3 separate regions of the Mus musculus genome follow, and regions 1 and 2 are each linked to region 3. Evidence: chromatin loops called from intact Hi-C (ENCODE). Cell type or tissue: left cerebral cortex. All regions are shown on one strand. Region 1 overlaps Dock9 (dedicator of cytokinesis 9). Region 2 overlaps Dock9 (dedicator of cytokinesis 9). Region 3 has its middle 38 kb from the start of Dock9.

Region 1 (8,000 bases), 60 kb before region 3:
GAAGACAACAGTATCAAACAAAGTGTATCTAGGGAAAGATGCTGAAACTGTGGAGCAGGAGTTCAAATTGTACTCAGAACAAATGAGAGAGATAACCTCACCCTGGTGATGGAGAGAGAGCACAAACAGGTTAAGACCAGCTTTGTTAAGGAGTTGGGGCTGGATTAGGAATGTAGCTCTTTTGGTAGAGTGCTCGTCTAGTATGGACAAAGCCCTGGGTTCGCTCCTGAACCACAGAATCTGGGCCTGGTGGCACATGCCTGTAGCCTGGAAGGTAGAGTCAAAAGTTCAAGGTCACCTTCAAACGCTCAACAAGCTCCACAAGCCTGGGTTCCATGAGATTATGCTTTGTTTTCATTTTTAAAGGCCTAGAACGAAACATATTTGCTATGTCAAAAACTGTCTTTGAACTCCAACTGACTTCCGATAAAACCCTAAAATTTTAATCAATTGGGTCATAGAAAGAATAGGAGCTGCACAGTAAGAACATCAGGTTAGACCCCGGTGGGTCTGGTGACTTGTCACGAATGGAGCAGGCACCACTAATGCCCCGAGCTCTCCAGTCCTCACTGTCTTCACTCAAGTCCAACCACAGCAATCCACTTGTTTATAACATGCTTCCCATTTCAACATTTCTACCAGGAAAAGATGCAAAGCCAACAACACTTAGATGCTTTATTGTACTCTCTGATGTACTTTTAAAGTAGTATTTTGCTTTTATTGTGGAGTCATCAAATGAGTTTCAGCTCCCTTGAGTCTGACCAACCCTGGTCACATTGGTCAAAATCTGGTCTACAGACCTGAAAAGCTGATATTTGACCCTATAAATTGTTGGCCTTAAAACAATGTCCTCAAGACTTGTTTTAACAGTTGATTCGATTATCTACTCTAATGCAGGCATATGCCTTTTCCTCTGAGGCCAAGAGACATCTCTTCTTACTTGTAAATGTTTCAAGAACGAATGAATAAAACAGTCAATGGGGATAGAAAAGGGAAACTGCCAATCACCATCCATTACTTGAATATATGGCTTTTCCTATTAAGACAAAAGCTCTCTGATCCATTACAGAAACTGACAAGGGATGTCTATAGCACAAGCAAATGTACTATTTTAACCTCTCTATAGATTTTGTGTACTAAAAGTCACATTCAGACCATACTCTATGCCAAACCAATTAACATTACATTTCTATAGTTTCACTTATTAGGCTTATAAAAAAGTCCAAGTCTATCTCCTAAGAGTTATACTCAGTGAGTACCTAGGCCCTCTAACAATGGGCGGAGTTTCTTTCTAGTACTGTAGAGATTCTAGGGTTTGTGTGGAAAGCTCTTACCATACAGCAGGGCTGGCCTGGAATTCATAACACTCCACACGGTGGCCCTTAGTTCATTATCTTCTTGCTTCAGCCTCTGAGCACTGCTGAGACTAGGGGTGTACACAACCACTCAGAGCTTGTCGCCTTATTTCTATCCATTAAGATTCTTATTCCAGCTAAAGGCTGGACCAAAAATCAACATCAAAACCAGCAAAGAATAGCAGAATAGATTGTTCTTTCCCTTCTCCTTGCTCAGTAACATTATGCAAATTACCTAATCTTTCACAGTTTACTTTCCTCATCTATAGCAAAGGGGACAACTACTACTCCTTCTTTGAGGAATCTGTAGAGATTAAAGGGAATACCCAACATAGCTATACAAATTTAAGGTAGTTTATAACATAGTCTAATACAAATGGCTAACCCCACTCTTTTTATGTTTAGAAATAAATTACAGCTATCCTTCAGTGACCTTGAGGGACTGGGTCCCTCTCTCTATATATATCTATATCTAAGATACCCAGGTCCCTTATCCTAGGTAGGTTTTGCATTGAGCCCATGCTATTCTATTCCCCTGTGTAATTATCAACAGTCTCCCATTACTTTTAACACCTCCTCCAATACAAGGTGGTCTGAAGAGCTGCATGCTGCACCATCTAGACAGCGGCATGCTCATACACCCTTCTTTTCTCTAAGTATTCTCAGCCTGATTTCTGAATCCACAGACGGGGGTCTGGGGAATAGAGACCCAATTATACCTCTATCCTACTGAGGAAGCTTTTAATATGAAAGGGTTAGAGGAAGTTTTTCCTACTGTGGAGTGTTTGAAAGTGTATCTGAAGACTAAAACTATGTATAGTTAGCATCTCAAATAACCACTGAGATGGAAATCTCTAAGTTCACAATGCAACTTAGAAGAAAACTTCCCAGCTGCTGTCAGGCGTAGCTTTTGTACAGTTCCTTAGGTTAAATGCTGGCAGCCTTTGACATAGGAGATCCTTAGTTACCTTGTCCAGGGACAGACAAGAGTCTCATGAGGAACCCCACAGAGCTACTGCAGTAGCTGAATCAGAAGAGAGGGCAGCACATGTCCCCTCTGACGCATTGGGGGGGGGGGGCGTGCACCTGGAACCCCCAAGATGAACTTCTTATTTCTGTGAAATGAAGTGGTTCATGCAGCATGGTTCCTGGACCCTAACAAGAAGAGTTGTTAAACACACGGCTATTTTCCCGGTCTGGCCTGAAACTTCAAACTTCAAGTAGATTATTTTTACTTTAAGAACTTCTCTGTTGACTGAAATGATTCCCTCCAAACACTCTGCTAGCCCTGAACTACAAGGTCAGCGTTGGGAACTTCTGGGCTGTTTGGGCCAGCTGGGGGATGGTGGGGGGACGGGAAACAGTGAGGCAGCAGGTGCCTTACCTGGCAGTGCCCCACCCTTACTGCCCCAGGTCCTGCTGCACTCCTATCTTCTGAGCTTAAACTCAGCTCCCCATTTTTAAACTAACCCAAGTCCAGACCCCAAGGGGATGATGCAGGGGTCTATCTTACACACATGACCTTGAACCCCTTATCCCCACCCACCCCACCAAGAAGCTCAAGTTTCCAAGGAGGAGAAATGTGAAGCCAGTCATTTCATTAATCTTCACATTGTGGAATCTGAGAAGGGACATTGAATTGAGAGGCGGCTGGGGAAACCCTGGAGGTGTGCCTTTCCTGGGCTGGCTGTGTAATCCCGGGGAAAGCCTGAAACTCCCCCCACCCCTCACCCAGCCCCCACACATCCGCAGACAGGCCTTCTAGGACCTTCAACTTCCTCAGTGCCTCAGAAATTCCAACATAGAAATTCTGTGAACATTGAACTCTAAGCCCCACCTCCTTCCCAAGCGGAGTCCTAGCAACTGAGCCATGAGAGACCAGACAGGCAAAAGAAAACCATGAGATGAACACTGACATTCCTTTGACTTAATACTACCCACGTTACTTTTCACTACACAGATTTAGATGAACACTACTGTCCCCGGCACACAGTTATGTCATCTTGATTTTTCTAAACCTCTCCACTCACACAGGACTGGTTACTTACTAATCACTTCATGATGGCCTTCAACTATTTAAAAATACTCAGATGGGAATTATGCATATCCACTGGGGCACACAAATCATGTTTTTATGATTTTAATTAAAAGCTTGAAACAAAAGGCCCACCCTTCCTCCAGAGTCCCTGAGAACAATGAACTACATCAGAGATCTGGTCTGGCTGTAACCTGAACCAGCTGCAAGGATAGGGACCAAGTATTTGTCTCTTCTCATTCAGGAGCAGAAAGCTGGGAGTGGCCTCTCTCAGACACCAAGAAGGAGACAGGAGAGGGAGTGTGGCTGCTTTCCCAGTGGAAGGGAGGTGGGATCCCAAGCAGACAGCCCAGGGTGGGGTGGCCTTGCCTGAGCCACTACTGAGACACTGGGTCAGAGAGCAGCAGCAAGCTCTTCTCTAGGAGGCAAGGTCTTATGCAACCTATGCTGGCCTCAAACTCACTAGGTAGCCAAGGCTAGCCTTGAACTTTAGCTCCTTCTGTCTACACCTCCCAAGGGCTGGGATTATAGGAATGTGACACCACACACAAAAAATGTGACCATCTTTGCAGAGCCTGCCTAGCAATCTGTTATAAAGCATTCCAGCCTTGTCATCATTTTGGCTTTATTTAGAGAATTATCCCTTCAAACCTCTGCACACTTGATGCAGAGGAACGGTGCTTCAACATACACTGAAAAGGACAACCCCTGCTAGGTGCGCAGTACCTGGGGGAAGAGAGAGATGGGAGCACAAAGCATGGCCAGGCCACCCAGAAGACACTGGCCCAGCCCCCACTGCCTTCTCACACAAACAGCCCTGGCTTGATTTCTTAATTATTAATATGTTCAGCCAGCCCAAAGGAATGTGGCACCCACATCAATGTTTTAAAGTTATCTCCAGTTTCAGCCTACTGTCTATTACCAGGATGGCTCCCAACTGCCCTCCCATCCCGGACCCCGACCCTACCCCAGGCCTGAGGTCAACTGGATGGTGTCTTGTGTGTCTACAGCATCTCTCCCTTTGACGTCTGCTTAGAAATGCCACGTGGCTGGATCTCTCTGTACATTGGGCGTTTTTTGGATACAGTGCAACACTGAAACCATAGCAGCAGAGGACACTGGGAACTGCTGCAGCCAACCGACTGTGCACAGGGCACGGCATCTTTCCAAGGATCTGGAGGAGGCATTTGTCTCAGAGCACAGGAGTTGCTCATGAGAGGCTCCAGCACCAAGCTAGACTAGAAACTCAAATAGTGTGGGGCATTCCCACACCACACCTCAAAGCTCCGCTACCGGCCATTAACTCCCATTTTCTGTTCATTTTTGACAATGCCATGCATAGAGAAGCTGACCCAACATACAGGCATGTGTGCGCACCCATGCTTGAGTACACTCATGCACATGCCCCCAGTCTCCATGTTTAATTCACCTGTTATTAAGGAGATGAACAAACTTGGGACAAGAAAAAGGCCCAAAGAATTCCATTTAGTTTCTGAGGAAAGTTTAAACTCCCAAAGCTCAAGAGATGGCTCATGGTTTAAAAACTTATATGCTCTTTGCAAAGTTCAAGTCCTAGCATCCCCTTAACTGGAAGATTACTAACAACTGTCACTCTAGCTCCAGGGACCCAACACTCTCGTCTGGCCTCCTCAGACAAGTGCATACACATGCATGAACACTTTACAAAATAATAAAATCATGTTAAAAAACAAAAATTCCCCCCAGGGCTGAGCTGGCTCAGAGGTTACAATTCTCTTCCAGAAGAATTCCCATTCAGTTACCAACATTCCCATCTCTGTGGCTAACAACCACCTATCTGCAGCTGGGGGAATCCTACACTTGTAGCCTCCTCCTGTGCCTGCACTCACATGCATAGACACATACACAAACACATTGTATCGAGAATTTAAAAATAACCTACAACACCAAGAAATCAGAAACAACAATAAAGGCAGTCTAAACAAAGACCAAGTCACAGTGCTGGAGAGGATGAACCCGATGGAGGGAGAAGAAAAGTTCACTCTCAGGACTCTCTGAGCCTGCTGTCACCTTCCGGTGACATCTGGGAATGGGCCGGTTGGAGATGGTGTATCTCTTCCTAGCTACTCAGGACCCTCAAGTTTCCACCCTTGAGCCCGTCTGTTCATTCAGCAGTGAATAGAGGCAAGAGTGAAGATAAGATGGTTCCCAAGGCACGTCTCCCCTGGGTTTTAGTTTTGTTTTATGGAGCTAAGATCAACCCTGAGGGGCCTCTCATGCTAGGCCAGCAGCTCTAGCTATTACACTCTCCAGCCAGGGTCCCTGCAACACACCCTGTCCTTCAGTGTTTGTCCCTCCTCCATAAGCACAGTGCTCACCAAGGCTCTGGTCGCCTGCAGTGAGTTAGTCTTCATATTTCTAGAATAGGCTCTCACGGGATGTGCTTTAAACTTCCTGCTTCTTACGAGCAACCATCATTCTCCTCTCCTCGGTTTTCAGCAGTGTGAAATCCGGGATTCTGATCTGTATGTGCGGCCATAAATACCAGGCAAAGCTAAGCCCCTCCCCGCAGGCTTCGAGTATTAAATGCATGCACTCTCAACCCAGCTGCACAGCTAGCTTCCCCAGACTGTCTTCTTTCCCAAAGCGTAGATGGGAAATGAGATCGGGAACTTCCAGGCCTTTGTAAGTCCTGGCACTTGGCTTCCTTTTCAGGTTCCTGGTTTGTACATCATTGTGGGTTGTGTGTAAGTAAAAGAGGAAAAGAATTGGCGGGGGAGGGCAGGGGAGGGGAGACAGAAGTCAGGATGTGGCCGACAGAGACTGGAGCAGCCACACTTCCCGAGGCTTGTCCTGACTCTGAACACCTAGAACCACCAATCCTTTCCATCCTCGCTGACACCTTAAATCCTCTTGCATTCTTGGTTACGTAGCAAGTTTGAGGGTAGCCTGGAGTACTTGAGACCCTGTCTCAAAGCAAACAAACAAAATACCACCCCACCCCACCCCACAACAAGATAGAAATGAAACAAGATGTTCCATAGAAACCTTAATATCCCACAACGGATATACCTTGTTTGGGAATGTAAACTAATATCCCACGTGGATGACACCCTGACGCTGCACACAGTTCTATGACTGACCACTGCAAGTGTGGTATGCCTGGGTGTGGCAGCACAGGCCCGTAAGCATCTCCTTCCCCACAAGTAAATACTGTGATGTCTTGTTCATCTGTGCACAGACATCCTCTTCTTCCTGTGACTCACCACCTATGGAGCATCTTGTGTAAGTCATCTTTGTATCTCTGTCCTCGGGTCTTTCAAGTACATACTCAGAAGCCGAGGAAACACACTCTTTCCTTTCCCATGTATCCACGGCTTATACTAACAACGAATCTAACTTTTAGGGAATGTGAGTGGGACCTATAAACTGCCTCCAAACATCCTTTCCGGTATTTACTGCCTTTTATGCTCTAGGACGATATAAAATTAGACCTAGGGCTCAATGTCAGCCTGCCCACTTGGAAGCACACTAAGGCAGCAGGACCTCTATGTGTACGTATGAGCATTCGCACACACCTGGCAGACATCTACGCCATGCTCTGCTACTGCGACAGTTCACGGCAGCTGCTCATTGAGGGCGACTGTCACATTCGCGTGCACTGCGCTTACTGTCTAACCCCTTTCCTAAGCTTGTCATCCTTTTCTGTATGAGAAAGGAGGCTTCTCCCTGACGAGGTGTGTTTACAATGCCTCCAGGAACCGTTATCAGGGATGCTTCTACTCTGCTACCAAAATGGAGACAGGGGGAATCTGTGGCATTGCTAAGTCATTAACTACACTGTAATTAGACAGCTGATATCATCACTGATCAACAAGGAAGCACGGTATAAAGGTCTCTCTCATGACAAAGTGGCAGTCTATATGAGAACAGTGCCCAAACTCAGCTGCAACCTGTCACTACTGCCAAGATGTGGGCCACAGTCGACATCCAAACTCCTTCAGCTTTGGAACAATTTTCCTACAACAGAAACCAACACTCCTTCATTTATTCTCGGCCAGAATGGGGACGGTGAAGCTCTTTGTCCCTTAGATTATCACAGAAATGGTTTTGGGCAAGAGAGGTGCATGGATTTCCTCCAAATTTAAATCTTTTGACTTTACACTGTTTGAATATCTGGGTCCTTTGTCCCTGGGAGAAAAGATGATACCAGACACTAATGTTGGATTTTTCTTTCTTAAGCAATTTTTTTCATGTCTATAAATATAGCTTTTGTAAGACTAAGAAACAAATTTACTCCTGAACACCAAGAGAAACACACACTTCATGGCCTAAGGAACCTCAGATAACCTTTGGCTTTCTCTAAGGAAACTGTTGGGAAACGTCCAGAAGAACAGGACAGAGAACCTCTGAGCAGACTGCAGTGGTCCTGGGTCACTAGGGAGATGGTTTACCTTGCTCCTTACTAACCTCCAGACTTCCTGTCTGTCACACAGCTCTAGGCTGAAAGACCTCAAGCATCAACTCAGACAGCAGGGGAGGCAGGAGCTTCCTGGGTGTTCCTGCTTCCCCCAAGGAAAAGACACCCAAGTCCTGCCACTGGGACAGACTTCACTGTTCCTGCCTCGCTG
Region 2 (8,000 bases), 100 kb before region 3:
TTTTGCTGTAGGCTTCCTAATATAATTTAGTAAAAGAATGTTAATGAGTAGATGTGCACCCTGAGGATTTAAAGTAAAAACGGCTGATTTTTATATAAAACTTTAGATTTGTGATTAAGATTTTTTTTTCCGTAAGACTACTTTTAAGATAAACAGTGATTGATCCTTTCTTTGTAACTTGTTGAAGTTGGCTTCGACAAATGACACTCAAACAGGGACGTGAGGAGGTACACGCCCCTCCCCCAGTGTTTCCGTGTGGATAGGAGTCTCAGCTAGGGTACTGCAGACCACACACACACACACACACACACAAAGTGCCAGATTAGGACAGGTGAATAATCTAAGTTGATTCCTATGTGTTTCCCTTGGGATGAGGTAAAACTAAGGAAGACAGTTCTTCATGAAACATATTATTTATATATATATATATATATATATATATATATATATATATATATATATATATATATATATATATACAGGAGGCAGCAGATTCAACATTTGGCTGTATTCCCAATCTCGAAATGTTCCACCCTCCAGCTTTTAAGACTTTTCTGGCACTATTACCCAGTGAGCAGCCTGTCTTAGAAAACTTGATCACCTGAATTAGATCATCACTCAAAACCCCACGTTCTTCCTCCACTAGGATCAAAGACGATGTGGATGGAATACATACATCTTGGGGTGGGGTATCCCACAATCATGAGGGGGACTCTCATTTCTACTTTCCTTCTGTTTGTACTTGGGTACAACATCAGCTCCCTGACTTCCTCAGAGCAAACCGGTGAGGAAGGCACTATCTCCACACCCTTGGCTTTCAGTTGGAAACATTCTGACCAAGAGAACTTAGGAAAAGTCAGTCTCACCCTGCACCATGCCTCTGTGCCCACTGTGAGAGATGTGTCGAGTGACCAGCAATGGGGACAGCAACTCTCTCGCGCTCCTCGCCACCGTACACTTCCTCAGTGACACCCCCACAAAACCTCTTCAGGGAAATCAATCCTCAGCCGTGTGAATTTTATGCAAATATAAATTCTCTAGGTGCTAGGGCCTTCATCTGACTCTTCATGTGAACAACTTAACACTACAACATCCCATTCAACAAGGAACAAGCCCTAGCCAAAGCTGTGAGGCTAAAGCTATGGCCGTACAATTTTCTTCAATGGCTCGGAAACTGTATTACAAATAATACTTTCAAATGTAGGCACCTAAGAGGAGTGAGCTTCACCTCCTCCTAGTATCACCACCCACGAACGAATGGCATCGTTACCGCTTTATATAGATTTCCTTAAGAGGCAGATTTCAAATGATCCAAGTTTAGTTCAACAATCTTCACAGGAAAATTCTCTAGCCTATATCATTTTTTTCCTGCCCCAACTATATGTGGGAATGACTTCTGAGAAACGATGTTTGAAGCTTGCCTACACAAATTCAGTGGTCGTTCAACCATTCTGTAACCAGGATAATAACTGTGCTTTGAGATATAATTGTGTTCCATTTCTTCTCACAATGTGGGGGTCAGCATATCTATACTTAATTGACCATTGAGAACAAACCATCAATGCTGAGAGATTATCTTGTGTGTTGTATGGATGCATCACCTGTCAATTTAAAACGCCAATGGTCTATGGCTTAGACAGGAAATAGAGGTGGGACATCTGGGAGACAGAAGGGATTTTGGGATAGATCCAGGCATGGGAATTCTTCCTAGGAAGATATAAGGAGACAGACACATGGTACCTGAACACAGGTAACCAGCCATGTGGCAGAAAATAAAACAGCATATTTTAGTTACGATCTAGTCAGAAGTAGAGCCTAGCTATATGGCCAAGGTATTTGTCAGTATATTCTGAGTCTGATTCTTATTTCTGGGAACGTGAGGCTGGGAGAAAGAATCAGGCCAAATTTCAACAAAATGGCACCCAACATGGGGCTCCATCTGTAAATGAATTATTCTTTGTTTGTTTTGTTTTTGTTTTTTTGTTTTGTTTTGTTTTGTTTTGTTTTGTTTTGTTTTTTGAGACAGGGTTTCTCTGTGTAGCCCTGGCTGTCCTGGAACTCACTTTGTAGACCAGGCTGGCCTTAAACTCAGAAATTCGCCTGCCTCTGCCTCCCGAGTGCTAGGATTAAAGGTGTGCACCACCACGCCCGGCATTGTAAATGAATTATTCTTAATATAAATGTAAGCAGTGAATTAAACTGGCGGCTGTATTTCTTTACCTTATGCTGGTCCACACTAACTACACAGAGAAGCCAAGATTTATTTAAAGCTGTACCTCAATTGCTGAGCAGTGAAATGATATATCTTTCCTTTCTATGTTAGTCTTGTGTGTTTCCATAATCTCTCTCAGGACCTCTTCTTCATGGCTCCAAACGTTCCAACCTCGCTGGTCTGAATCGCCCTCACTCTTTCCTCTGGTTGGCAGACATCATGCCCTAGTCTCTAGTTTGCCCAGTTGTTGGGTGACCAACACTTACTGACAAGGCAGAGTAAGAATTGTTTACACAAAGAGGGAGATTATTTGTATAAATATTACAATGTCGTGTCTGGATTGAAACAAGATATGAGGGCAAAGAAATCAGCATCTGAGTAACACAAGGGTAAACTTTATACAATGTACAGAAACATTATTCTTACACATCAATGTCACTATGCTCTGAGCTTCCGTGAACTAACTCCTAAGCAGCAGGGAATCCAGTTCTGGACATGTAATATATGTTCAGTATTTCTCCTTTGTTACCCATCACAACATAAGTGTGTATAAGATATGGTAAATGGACTTAAGAACATTCCTTGAAAGGCACACTTCCCTGTCCAGACAAAACTGAAAGCCAGTATGTAGAGATAGGTTGAGAGTATCTGCTTATGTCTTTGTGTGCTGCTCTGAGACACCTGTGAAAGATTAAGACAGGGACAGACAGGAAGATGGCCATGGGAAGACAGAGGCAGCCTGGAGTGATCTGCTACAAGCCAAGGAAAGCTCAGGGAACCAGAATAACTGGGGGAGGCAGAAAGAATTGTCTCCTGCAGACGAGGAGAAGTGGTCATAAAGACAGCCCTTTAAGCTTTTAGCTTGCAGTACCTTTCTTGGTATTATTAACTGACCTGGGTTGCTGTAGTTACAGAAGCCGATGGACTTCATAAAGTAAGGATTATGTAAATTATCATTTTCCCCACATTGGTTTAGAAGTATCAGGGGAGCCTTCACTCAATCTTGCAAGTCAGAAACCTGCCAACTGTTTATCTTTGGCGACTGCCATCCTCTTTCTAACACCCATCAGGAAGCCATGGACCAGTGACTGCACCTCTGACAAATTGAAGCAGCCCACTGCTTCTGATTTCCTCCTGTAGGAGCTTTGCAGCAACCTTTCCATCTGACAGGCGTCCTTCAAGTAGGCTCCGCCCTGCCTGTGCTTCCCTCTACCCCACAACCCATGCCACGCACATCCAGTGAGAATTCAAGTTAAGAAGAACCATCCATCCCTTGTCCTCTGTCCACACGCACTTCTCCTCTGCCCTGTGAACTCCGAGTGACATAATTTATATGGCTGTCCCCATCTCTCCCTCCCCACCACAAAGCTCCTCAGGTAGACAAACAAGCAGCACCGTCAAACTCACTTCCGGAAGTCTGCGAGCAGCTTGAGCATGTCATCATTTGAAAGCTTATTGCTGTCTTGCCGGTAGATGGCAGAAAATCTGGCGTTTTTATCCAGGTTTCCAGAGGTGTCTTTAAACAACGTCCTGGAACAGAGAAACAACACTTCAAGAGCTGGGTTTCCGAAGACCAAAATAAGGACAGTTCTGGTCTCTGCACACAGACGAATTATGATTCCACTGGCTGTGGCCAACAGAAATCTCATTATCCCGCCAATGTGGTAAGTATTAATGAGGATGACCACAACTAACTCAATTTACACAGAAAACAGTTTCAGCCAAAAGCCCATACTGAGGAAACAGCACACACATTCATATGGGACACAGGAAGGGACACAGAGAGAGGACGCTCCAGGACTCTCCAGCTGCACCATCTGAGCTGCAGGCACGTGGCCAGGGCCTGGGCTCTCTCAGGACAAACCTCCTGTCTGCCCTACTGGAGTCCTCTCGGCTATGGGCCTTTGCTAAGTGCATGCTCAGAATGGGTGATTATTTACTTTTGATTTCACCAATTTAAATCTCTGACTCGGGATAATCAACTCAATAGGTAGGCCTACTTGTCTGTTGGTCTAGCTGTCCATCAGTCTATCCCAGTTATAAAGGGCGTTCTCCCTTACCTTGCTGCCCAGGCGAATGGCATTCTGTACTGTCCTAGTCTTTGGCATGCCTGCTTGGCATTCTTCAGCACCTTCTGGGCAACCTGGAACAACATACAGCCGTGAAATGCTCAGCCACAGGAGAACTGAGGCCAGAGCGGCTACCACCACGAGCCCTCACCATACCACCAGGCCCTGCTTACGGCACTGATGTGGTTGAATTCAATCCCAGGGCAGACTTCTTTATTCAGTCCCTGGCAGTGATTCTCAAGATTACAGAGTGTTACTTCCAAGAAGCTCCTATACCCTACTGGTCTTTGCAAACAAGATGCAGGCTACTCTTTGGCCAGCATCCTTCCTCTGGCAGACTTTATTTCTTTTTGACTAAGGACTAATTATAAGCCACTGAGGTATCCATGCCCAAATATCTGTTTAATGAATTTAATGAAAACACTAATGAACATACTAAGTTTTCCTAACTCCTAGCAAACATCACAACCCAGGAGACATGCATTGTGAAGGCATAATAAGGTACTGGCTTAAATCAGACACCAGCCTTCAATTGTTGCACTTTCCCTTCATAAACACTACCACTGCCTCATGATCAATTTTGACTTGTTCTTGGTTGATAGAGAACATTAAGCATATTGGCTTTTGGCCAGTGACATGTATGAAGTGCGGGTCTATCAGCAATCAGTTGCCTCACGCTTCCATGTCCCATGATCTGTGATAGTCAAGTGGGGACCAGAATGCTGTGTGTGTAGGAAGGAGTCTAAAGTCATTTATTCTGAGTGTATCAAAGTCAAACCAGCTTTTGAAAAACTGCTTACATCTGGGAGCCTTTGTTTCCTTCTAGGCTCACTTCAGGGTCACTGTCAGATAGCCTTGGAGCACAGCCTAACTATTCTGGGTCAACATCTGTATGCTGCAGGCCCTCCAGTGGTCTGCATATACCATCAAGTGTGAGAAGCACTCACTAAAAGACATAGGACAAGGGCAATAGAGACGCGTATCCAAAGGTCCATCAGAGCAGCTCTGTGCCTCTGCAGATCAGTAAGTCTCTACGGTGTAATCCGTTCTCACTAAAAACCTCTGATTCTTTCACAATCGTGCTGTGGAAGACATCACTGTCTTCAAGGGCGAACCAGAAAACAATCCTGGTTCAAACAGGTGTCAGGAGAGTGTCTAGTACACCCTTTCATTTTAGTGGTGTGTATGTGTGTGTTTGTATATGTGTGTGTGTGTGTGTGTGTGTGTGTGTGTGTGTGTGTGTGTGTGTGTGTGTGTGTCTATCTCCCTCCCTCCCTCCCTGAGATCTGGGAGTACATGGTCTATGAACAAAGACCCAAGGCTTCCTTCCAAGGGCTTACATTAAACATGTTCAAGATTGTTATTTATGCATCATAGTGCACACCTACAATCCAAGCACTAGGAGACAGAGGCAGGAGGATCTCAAGCCAGTCTTAGCTGCATAGTAAGATCTTGCCTCAAACAAATCACTAAGGAAGGAATGGTGGCCTAGCACACCTAAGGGCCTGGATCTTATCTCAAGCATCACAAAAATTCCCTAAAAAGATTGGAGCAGCCATGAGAAAGTATACAGCAGGGTAAAATCCATGCCACACACAAGGGTTTAATAGATATACATCTTCCTTTGTGGAGAATGAGAGCCAACCAAGGGCACAGATAGAAAATACTTGTGGAAGCAGGAACTCAGTGCATGAGTCTCCTCTGGAGCCCTCCCCCACCCTGCACAATGAAGACCTGTTCCAAGTGATGTTCCAGGTGAATACTGCATGGCTTGGACAAAAGGAAGACAAAGCTTTAATTGGCAGAACAAGATAATATCACCATGGCAATCTATCCCAACTTCTCTCCGGGAGTGAGATGGGGTGAGCCTTGAGCCTTGATTTACTGAGACACTGTGGAGGAGTGAGTCATGCTGGGAAGCAGGCCAAGGAGAGGTTGGCCCACCGTGATGCACCAGCGTGGGCTGCCGGACTTTAGCTCCTACACGTGCAGGCAGAAGAAGGAACGTGGACGCATATGCACCTTGGAAGTGCCTTCTGCCAGCACAGCCTTATCTGAGGTCACTGTTGATTCACCAAAATAAAAGGCTTAAAAGAACTTCTTAGCCAATCTTTTCCAGACTTGGCTTGAAATACTAAGATGGCTCCTCTCCAGGAAACATATTCTACTTAACTTCTATCAGCCGAAAGAGTGTTTGAAGATGCCTGGTAAATGGGCTTTTACTTGATGGGGGCTGGACTCGGGAATATTTTCATGGGATGTGTGATGTTCTCAGCACCGCCTGCTTCGTGCCTGTGTGATCCTTACCTTGGCCCTGTGAGGAACACAGGCTGGGCAACGTTATTTCACTCACATGTGGGACACTGGGGCCACAGAGGTGAGAGGCATCATAAGTACCCTGGCAATGCTGGCCCTCGGCACTCAGGCCTTCTTAATCCATGAACGTGTTCTTTAACAACTACTCTATACATCCTGGTGGCTGTGCCTAGGATGCACAGGTAGCTGTAGGAATGAAGTTTTCAAATCTCTGAGCCAACCTGGTAAACCTCTGCTTGAGGTCTGGCATGTCCACTCACACTGGTTTGGCTGACCAGTCCTTCTTCATGCACAGAGGCCCTCTCTCAAATGAACACTTAATATCAAACCAAACCAACACCCTCTGAAAAGCTAAAACTGGCATGGATGGCAGCACTCAACAGCTTGTTCCAACACAAAGGAACAGCTGTGAGAAAGCCACAGTCAATTGTCCTTTGCCACACCAGCCATGGGACAGCAAGAAAACAACTAAAGAGGTGTAGGTCTCTATTTTCTAAGTTTCTAGACTCAGTAACTTCTGATACTTAGTAATTCTAGAATGTGGGTTACAATATGACTCCAGAAGCCAAGGGGCACATCAACAATGGTTGACCTCAATACATGTGTTTTTAAACGAGACAAAGTTTAGTATCAAGCCAATAATTCCTTTGAAATACTAATTTGTCAGAACAGAATAGCAAATGATGTGTTTTATTTACATGTGAGAAGGCTTTCGTTAAGGGCTGGAGAGATGGCTCCGTGGTTAAGAGAACAGTTATTAAGAACTGGACACATAGGAGCTGGAACTTAGCAAAGGGACAGAATATACACTTGGCATGTGCCTACACCTGGGCTTTTCTACATGGACAAAAAGAAACCAGGGACATAAAATCAAAATGGACAATCAAAGCCGGGCGTGGTGGTGCACGCCTTTAATCCCAGCACTCAGGAGGCAGAGGCAGGTGGATTTCTGAGTTCGAGGCCAGCCTGGTCTACAAAGTGAGTTCCAGGACAGCCAGGGCTACACAGAGAAACCCTGTCTCAAAAAACAAAAAAACAAAAAACAAAAAACAAAAAAAAAAAAACAAAAGGACAATCAATAAATATGTGTAACTGTACTCTATGTTTTAATATTTATTTTTTTCATGTGTGGTGTGCATCATGCCTGATGTATGTCTGCATGTGTAAGTAAAGATTGTGTACGTGTGTGTGCATGTCTGCACAAGTGTAAAGATTGTGTACATATGTGCATGTTTGTACATGTATAAAGATTGTGTGCATGTGTGTGCACATCTGCATGAGTGTGTAAAGACTGCATACATGTGTGTGCACATCTTCATGAGTGTTTAGAGATTGTGTACACATGTGTGCACATCTGCATGAGTGTGTAAAGACTGTGTACATGTGTGTGCACATCTTCATGA
Region 3 (8,000 bases):
AGATGCAGCAAGGCAGGCAGAGGGTATTACTGAAGAACAATTACAACAAAGCCCAGCTTTTACTCTTCCCAAATGCCTCAAGCTCTTTAACACACCACCATTTTGCATTTACACCTTCTGCCTGCCCCCTAGTTCAATGCACCCCATCCCAAAGATATATACAGACACAAAAGAGAAGGGTGTCATCTATTCTGTGCTCTTCGAACAGTATCCAATGTCAAATGGCTGTTAATTAGCATACAAGTCAAAAGACCTTCACAGTCAATGGTTTTTGTAAGAACTAGAAAGGACCAAGTCTGAAGGAAGTTAAGTACTCAGAAAAATCTTGATGCTATGAAAGGCTAAATTCTATACTAGTTTAACCATGAAAAAAACTTCAATTTTAAGGTAGTAGGGACAAAAACTAAAATATTAAATTTACAATGAGCAAAATAAAGAGTTGCATTATCCCAGTATGATAATGGGATATAAATAACATGATAATAAATGATATACATAATGAAAGAAACTCAAGGGTCTGGAGAGACGGCTCAGTCAACAAAGGCCCTTCAAGTAGGACCTGAGTTCAATCCCTAAGAACCACATAAAAATGGCAGGTGCACTTGTAATTAGCACTGAGGGGTTAGAGACAGGCTCGCTGGCCAGTCTGGCCTTAGCAGTGAGCTCTGGGCCAAGGAGAGAACCTGTCTCAAATGAAGTGTACAGTGTTCCTGAGAATGGCACCAAAGATTTCCTCTAGCCTCCATGTGTGCAGCAGAAGTACATGTACACACAGGTACACACACGCACGTGTTCACGCGAGCGTGCACACACACACACACACACACACACCAAGAAAAATTGAAGACTAGTCGTTTTTTTTTTCTTCCTTTGTGCCCTTACTCCCGGTATGCAGCAGCAATCCGGTTCTAACTGACCAGCCTCTCTTTCCCTCAGCTATGATCAGCAGAAACACAATATATCACACACAGCAACACAAGAGGTGTTTACTTCTCCCACAACTACAGAAAGGAAGTCAAACTTGACAGTGCTGGCCTTGAGCAGAATGGGACTTTCTCAGAGGAAGAAAGTGGAACTGGCAATGTCTGCTTCAGCTTACGAGCTTTCCCTGCAGTGGAAGGTTTAGATGGACTGGCCTCCTGCCAGACAACCTATGTGCCACCCTCACATCAGCTACAGCAGCCTGGATGTGAGCATCTCCAGGGCTGCCGCTTGTCCAGCAAGAACAAGCAATCAGGACAAACTCCCAATGCACTGAGCTAATACGTCCAATTACTCTGTAAAGCAAAAATCCCGAGGAAAAATCTATACTCAAGAATGAGATCCCAACTCAATCTTCCACATCAATTGTGCTAGAACTGGCAGTCAACATTTAAATGGGAAGACTAGGGAAAGGTCTTAGATGGAAGCAGAGGAACCCGGAAGCAGTGTCATACCCAGAACACACTCGCACACCCGCACTCGTACGCACATGCACGCACGCGTGCACGTGTGTGCACGCACACACATACACACACACACGAATACACATACAATGGCATGCACTTGTAGTTCCAGAGCTGGCAGTTAGAGACAGACATATTCCTGAGAGTTGCCAGCTAGCCTTAGGTACTCTGCAAATTCCAGGCTGGTGTGAGACACTCTCATAAAACAAACCATAACATAGATGGAGCCTAAGAAAAGCATCCAAAGGCTGTGCTCTGGTCTCCACACATATATACAGGTACTCCAGGACACACATGTACAACCACACAGATAGATAGACAGACAGACAGACTGACTTGAACTTCAATCATTCTACACTTACCAGATAGGTTCGTTTTCCAGGGTAAATGGAGAGGATCCCTCGTCGTTTAAATATAAACAGAACCTTCCTGTAGACACTTTACATTCCCCAACCTTACAAAGCTGGAGACTGCACTCAAACATCTGCGCTTGACTTGCTTCTCTTGATGATCACAGGGAGGCCCCTCTTCACCATATAGCTCTCTGCTTGCTGATTTACATACTGCCTTATTCCAAAAGTGACTCACACACATAAGATCAAAATAAGCAGATGGGACCAGGCGTACTGTCACAAATGACAACCATGAAACAAGAAGCAAGACTTAATCGGTTAAAAGTCCTTCCGGTACTTGTACCTGTCAGAGTAGAGAGGGTCTCTCAGAAGTCTGAAACCCTATCAACTTCAAAAAAGTAGCCAGGTGTGGTGGTGCACACCTTTAATTCCAGATCTCAGGAGGTAGAGGCAAGTGGATCTCTGTGAATTTGAGCCCAGCCTGGTCTACACTAAGAATTTCAGGTTAACCAAAGCTCCATAATGAGACCCTGTCTTAAGAAAGAAAGAAAGAAAGAAAGAAAGAAAGAAAGAAAGAAAGAAAGAAAGAAAGAAAGAAAGAAAGGAAGGAAGGAAGGAAGGAAGGAAGGAAGGAAGGAAAGAAAGAAAGAAAGAAAGAAAGAAAGAAAGAAAGAAAGAAAGAAGAGGAGAGGGGAGGGGAGGGGAGGGGAGGGGAGGAGAGGAGAGAAAAGGCAAGGCAAGGCAAGGCGAGGCAAGGAAATCAAAGCAAGTTTGGAATGGTGGCACATGCCTTTAAAACAGCACTTAGGAAGCAAGTGAAATTTGAATCATACCAAGTTCCAGGCCAGCCTAAGAGACCCTATCTCAAACCACCCTCCACCCCCACATAAACACACTTATGCAGTTGTTACTCAGGAAAACACAATCATTAGGAATATGGTGAGAAGAGATTTCTCTCCAGGCTTGTCATAAAGAAGATAAAAACAAAAAACAAAAAAAAAACAGAAAAACAACAGCAACTATGCAACTGCTTACAATTGGCACAACGGGGCCCACCCTGAGAGCCTCGGACAAGTCAGTCACTTACTACCCTGCGATAAGTACCATTTTATCTGAATTCAGAAGATAAAGAGCAGATGAGAACGAGGAGCAGACAGATGACGCCCGCAGTCACACATCGAGGAAGTAATGGATGTAGGTTTTCAACCCTGAAGGCTGGCTTCAGAATCGCACTCTTTAAAGAAATAACAGTTCATTAATATGTATGTACGTATGTGTGTTTGTGGACAAGAATGCGCATGTGGATGTGGGTATTAAAGGAGGCAGAAGAAAGTCTCAGAGCCCCTCAGGTGGGTGAGACCCAGAGTCCAGTCCTCTGCAAGAGCAGCGAGTGCTCTTAAGCACTGAGCCACCTCCCCAGAATCACACTTATGTACCTCACTGCCTCTCACTGTCCCCACCCAAGCCAGCCTCACGCCCCCCCCCCCCATCATCCATTCTTACAGTGAGTGTCACTTCTCAGGAAGCTAGCTACCCATGGTGTGCTTCAGTATAGAACAGGAGAAAAATCGCAAAACTGGTCCAGAAGAAACTTCGCTGAGACCAAAACGTGGCTGTGAGGGTATCCATCTGGCTCTGGCTGGTGAGCAGATCCTGGAGATTTCTAGTCTCTACAGATAGGGGGCGCTCATGTTTCAGCCTATCCCACCATGAACAAACACAGTCCCTCCTACAGGGTTTGGTATGCACTGAGTGGTTAGAGACTATAAAGCAGTAGTCTTCACCTTCTTAAGGCTGTGACCCTTTAATACAGTTGCTCATGTGGCGGTGACCCCCAACCAAAAACCACTTTTCGTTGCGACTTCACTACTGTAATTTTGCTGTTATGAATACAAGGATCTGTATTGTTGTAATACAAGGATCTGTGTGTCTGCCGATGGTCTTGGTGACCCTATGAAGGGGTTGTTGGATCCCCTCCCAGGTGTCAAGACCCACAGGTTGGAAACTGCAGCTGGAAGGGTGGATGCAGTTCAGTTGTTACCTGCTGACACTTCTGGCAAAGTCACACGTTGGAGGCATCACCAGGGCTACAGATAAGACAGACACCTTCCCAAACAAAGCTGGGGGCCCTAGCAAGGACCCTCATGTATCTGAAGATCAGGTCAGTGTGTTTTTGCATGGAGATGACCCAAGGTGACAGTGGGTAGGTCTTGCTGGGATGCTCTGGAGTAATACTGGGCATCTGTAGGTGCCTCACTTGAGAAGGGCTACCTGAACAAAGACCTGGGAGAGCCCAGGCAAGAGCCATACAAAGGCAAGATGGCGATGTCCCAGGAAGCCTTGATGGCCAGAGTGAAGTGAATACTAAGGAGGATCAAGGGAAAAGCAAGCAGATGGAGAGGAGGAAGTGTGGGGTGGGTGATCCCATTGTGGAGACAGACCTCTATATGGATTCTGCAGCAGAGGAGGAACGTGGCCTGACTTTCATTCCCAAAGACAAACTCTGCCTGATGTGCACAAAGAGGATCAGGGAGCACACACAGAATCCAGAAGTCCAGTTGGGTCTTTCCACCTAGCGGCATCTTGGTGGGCAGCAGTGGCCCACGAGGTACATAGGAACAGCGTGTCAGAAACCCAGGCCTGACAAAGGTCTGACAAAGCCAGAAGCGGGTCACTATTGTCTGGTGCCATCAAAAAAAGAAAAGCACAGGGGTGGGGTGGTCATCAAGTCAGGTTAACCAAAGACAAGTCGGTCTGGCTAGAAGGAGCAAAAGCCTACAGCATAGGTTGGGAACACCATTGCGCGGGATGGGAGCATCATTGCACAGGGTGGGAGCACTATTGCATAGGGTGGGAGCACTATTGCACAGGGTGGGAATACTGCCCTGACTAGCCCAACTCAGGTAGGTCCTAAGCTTGGCTGGCTATGGGTAGGTGATAGAAAAGCACACAGTAATGGGCTCTAGTCCTTCTACTCTCTGACAGCAGTTATTCTCCAAAGGATATTTCAAAATATGGCAGAGCTTAAAATATTCAACAGTTAATATAGCACCACTTCCATTCCATACCAAATATAACCCTGACTCCTAAGCCGCAACTGACATCTTATATGATGTTCTCCCTTCCTCCTCTTGAGCCTTCTGAGTGCTAGCCACACAAGCCCCTCAACAAAACCCCACACCCTCCCTGAGCTGCTGCAGATCCAATTCCAAGGTACACACAGGGCACCTACACCCCCTCCTCGGGCAGCATTCCTGCCTGTCTGTGTGCCTCACCCTACTGAGCAACCGCCTGCCAGGCTCACACGCAAACTCACACATGTCCTTGTCCCCACTCATTCTGACAAAAACTGCAGTTAGAACAGAAGGGAAAATGGCAAGGCGTCCTGAGGGAGGAGGAGACCAATATGTGCCTCCTCGCAACCTGGTACGGAAGAGGTCACTGAGAGACACACCCATCTGTGACTTGACGCCTCTTCAAGCAGGGGCAGAACACGGAAGCACCGGGTCAAATTCAGCTTCTTCTCATGACCCATACACATTAGAATTGAGTTTTAAGAAAAATAAAACTATACATATTTGTCTCTGTGTGCAGCACAGCTTTCTTTCATGATCCCTTTACAGGGCTCTCCCTGAATGAGAGGACTGACCACAAGCCATTAGTAAGACAAGCCTGGCCAAGTAAAAGGCTGAGAGATAAAGAGGCTGGATAATTCACCATCAGTGGGGAAGGGGGTCACACGTGAATGTCTGAACATGCATTTTGCTACAGATGACCGCTAAAACTACCAAGAACCCAGAAGGCTGTAAACTGCTTGAGAGAACTAGTCTAACAAGACACCGCTCTCCATCTCCTGTCTGCACTTACCTTGCATTAATACACAGCATCCTCACACATGCAAAGAGGTGCTTCAAATTTAAATTTAAGATTACTGGTTACTCATTCATACAGACAATATATGCATATTTACATATATATAGAGAGAGATAGATATACACATAAGCATATGGAAACAGATGTGAGCTGCTTCACAACGAAAGACTAGCTTTATGCTAACACCATTAAGCTACTTGTTAATTAAATGAGACAGCATTTTACCAGGCAGAAGGCGATCGATAGTTCAGAGTCTTCTTTTGACCAATTGTATGCTGTATATTCAAGGGCATTACTCTCTCCCGGCTGCTTGCACATGTAAGCACAGTTTCTCTCAAAAACGGTACGGATGCCTTTGAAGAGAATCACGCTGGTAGTGCAGCCCATCCCCGAAGTGTGCACATCCAGACTTCTAGCGATCTCTACACCATCCCCACATCAGCTTCTTTGGCTCGTCAGACACAGGCTTCCTCTGGACCATCTTCACGACAAGCAGTTACCGGCACCGGAACAGAAGGAAGTGCCAGGCTGTTACACTAGAATCCGTTCCTGCCCAACAGTCTGACAAAAAAGAAAAAGGATCCAGGCTCCCCGTGTGGAACAGGAAGGGTGGGTGGTGCAAAATCAAGATGACACACCTCAGATGCACCAAGACTGTGAAAGTATCGGGTTTTTTTCCCCCCAGCAAACTGCCACACAGCTAATACACGAAAGCAAATGTGCAGAGGATTAGCATGGGCTGGTGGGAAATGCTGGCACCTTGGATCTGCCTGGGACTGCTCTCAATCTCAGAACCTGCCCAAAATGCAAAAGGCAGTGCCAGACAGCCACCCTGCTGCAGATGCTGCTGCTGCTGAAGGCACAAAGGATTCTCGTCTGCTGCAAAAAATCACTCTCCCAGAATGCTTCGCCTAGCATCTCTATTAGCAAACATCTCTTTCCTTGACCTAAATATGCTGCTTGTTTAATCTTGCATCAATGAGAAAACAGACAAGCCAAGGAAAGGAGGAAATACAGTCTAAAAACGGTGAAAATGCCGAGACGCCTGCTGCCATGGAAACACGTGTAAGCAACTTCAGACAACCTTTTACACGTAATGGTAACAGCCTGCTGGCAGTCGAGCATAGGAGAACATGCGAGGCGTGTGGTCTTGACTTCTGCACACCTCTCCTCTTCACTAGAGTGCTAACCAGGTGGGTGCTGCTTAAGGTACCCAGAGACATGAGCACGGACATGGACAGAGAGCTACCCCATCTGGCTGGCCACGTGTCTCTAAAGCAGCACTCTATACAGTCTGCAAAGGCAGGTCTGTGCTGCGGTCTCATTCACAATCAACATTAGTATTTTTGATCCACAGCAAATTCAGGTCCTTCCACCACAGACTCAGTGACACCACAGTGAATCACGTGACTCTTAGGGAAGGGGTGATAGAGAAGTTCTTGGTTGACAGAATACATTTCCCTGTTTGCATGTAGGGTGCGCCCTCCCACTTACAACGCATATTTAGAAAAAGGCTGCCATTCCAAGATATAACAATCCTTAACTATAACAACTGAATATCCAGGGAAGTATCAGAAAGCCATGTACAGAGCAAGCAGCTCACTGTCCTTTCATATGATCCCCAAATGACTCGATGTCTTGTTCTATTCTCTCTGTGTCTCTGTCTGTCTCTCTCTGTCTGTCTCTCTCTCTGGTATTCTTTGAAAATGCATCTAAAAAGCCACATAAAACCAAAGCAGTGAAGGCACAGCCACACACAAAGCACAGCGGCTCTGTGGGGTCTGGACTGACACGCAACACCAGGCAGCAATGCCATTAGAAGACCAGGAGCCACGGGGATGCTCCATATGACAGAAGGGCAGGAGTTCAGAGCCCCAGAACCTTTGTAAACGCTGGATAGTGGCCACCTAGCACTTCCTAGCACTTAGGAAGCAGACAGGGAATCTAAGGAGCAGGCTAGCTAGCTGGGCTAGTCAGAAATCAGCGAGCTCTACATTCAAATTGTTCTTCAATAAATACAGTGGAGAGTGATGGAAGATCCTTAACATTAAGCTCTGATCTCTGCACTGACATCTGTTACCCATACATTGAACCAGGCTTGAATGCATGCTCACCAACATATATACAAACACACAGCACAACACACACATACAGAGTACACACACACGACACATAAAGCACAACACAGCACATGCACACAGCAAAACATACATGCACACATACCCAGACACACGTGCATACACACACATGTACATACACAGCACAACACTGCACACACCCATACAGAGTGCACACCGCATAATATACACCACACAGTACATGTACATGC

The links. Hi-C counts contacts between places; a loop is a spot of excess contacts. Peaks named below come from ENCODE experiments on the same cell type or tissue, not always from the same donor. Only the 100,000 strongest peaks of a DNase experiment are listed, where the experiment ranks them.
Region 1: it touches region 3 in a loop (2.3-fold over the local background); 2 of 42 quality-filtered maps call a loop at or near these places.
Region 2: a loop joins it to region 3, with 2.5 times the contacts of the local background. A loop is called at or near these places in 4 of 42 quality-filtered maps.

What each region holds. Positions count from the first base shown.
Region 1 is chr14:121,672,604-121,680,603 of GRCm38, forward strand. All of the region lies in intron 2 of Dock9 (dedicator of cytokinesis 9), which reads right to left. Among named protein-coding and RNA genes, the nearest start is that of Dock9, 22 kb to the right of the region's middle. In left cerebral cortex, no CTCF peak of the experiment used is centred here; DNase peaks (open chromatin) are centred at 4,533 and 6,658; H3K27ac peaks cover 1,494 bases.
Region 2 is chr14:121,630,885-121,638,884 of GRCm38, forward strand. It overlaps Dock9 (dedicator of cytokinesis 9), which reads right to left. Exons shown (of 54, transcript NM_001081039.1): 14 at 4,273-4,355; 15 at 3,620-3,742. Among named protein-coding and RNA genes, the nearest start is that of Dock9, 64 kb to the right of the region's middle. In left cerebral cortex, a CTCF peak has its summit at 3,690 (motif pointing right); DNase peaks (open chromatin) are centred at 1,269, 3,718, 3,969 and 6,284.
Region 3 is chr14:121,732,405-121,740,404 of GRCm38, forward strand. It overlaps a transcript of Dock9 not described here. Among named protein-coding and RNA genes, the nearest start is that of Dock9, 38 kb to the left of the region's middle. In left cerebral cortex, a CTCF peak has its summit at 3,477; DNase peaks (open chromatin) are centred at 1,143, 1,660, 2,027, 3,459 and 8 more places; H3K4me3 peaks cover 2,714 bases; H3K27ac peaks cover 2,996 bases.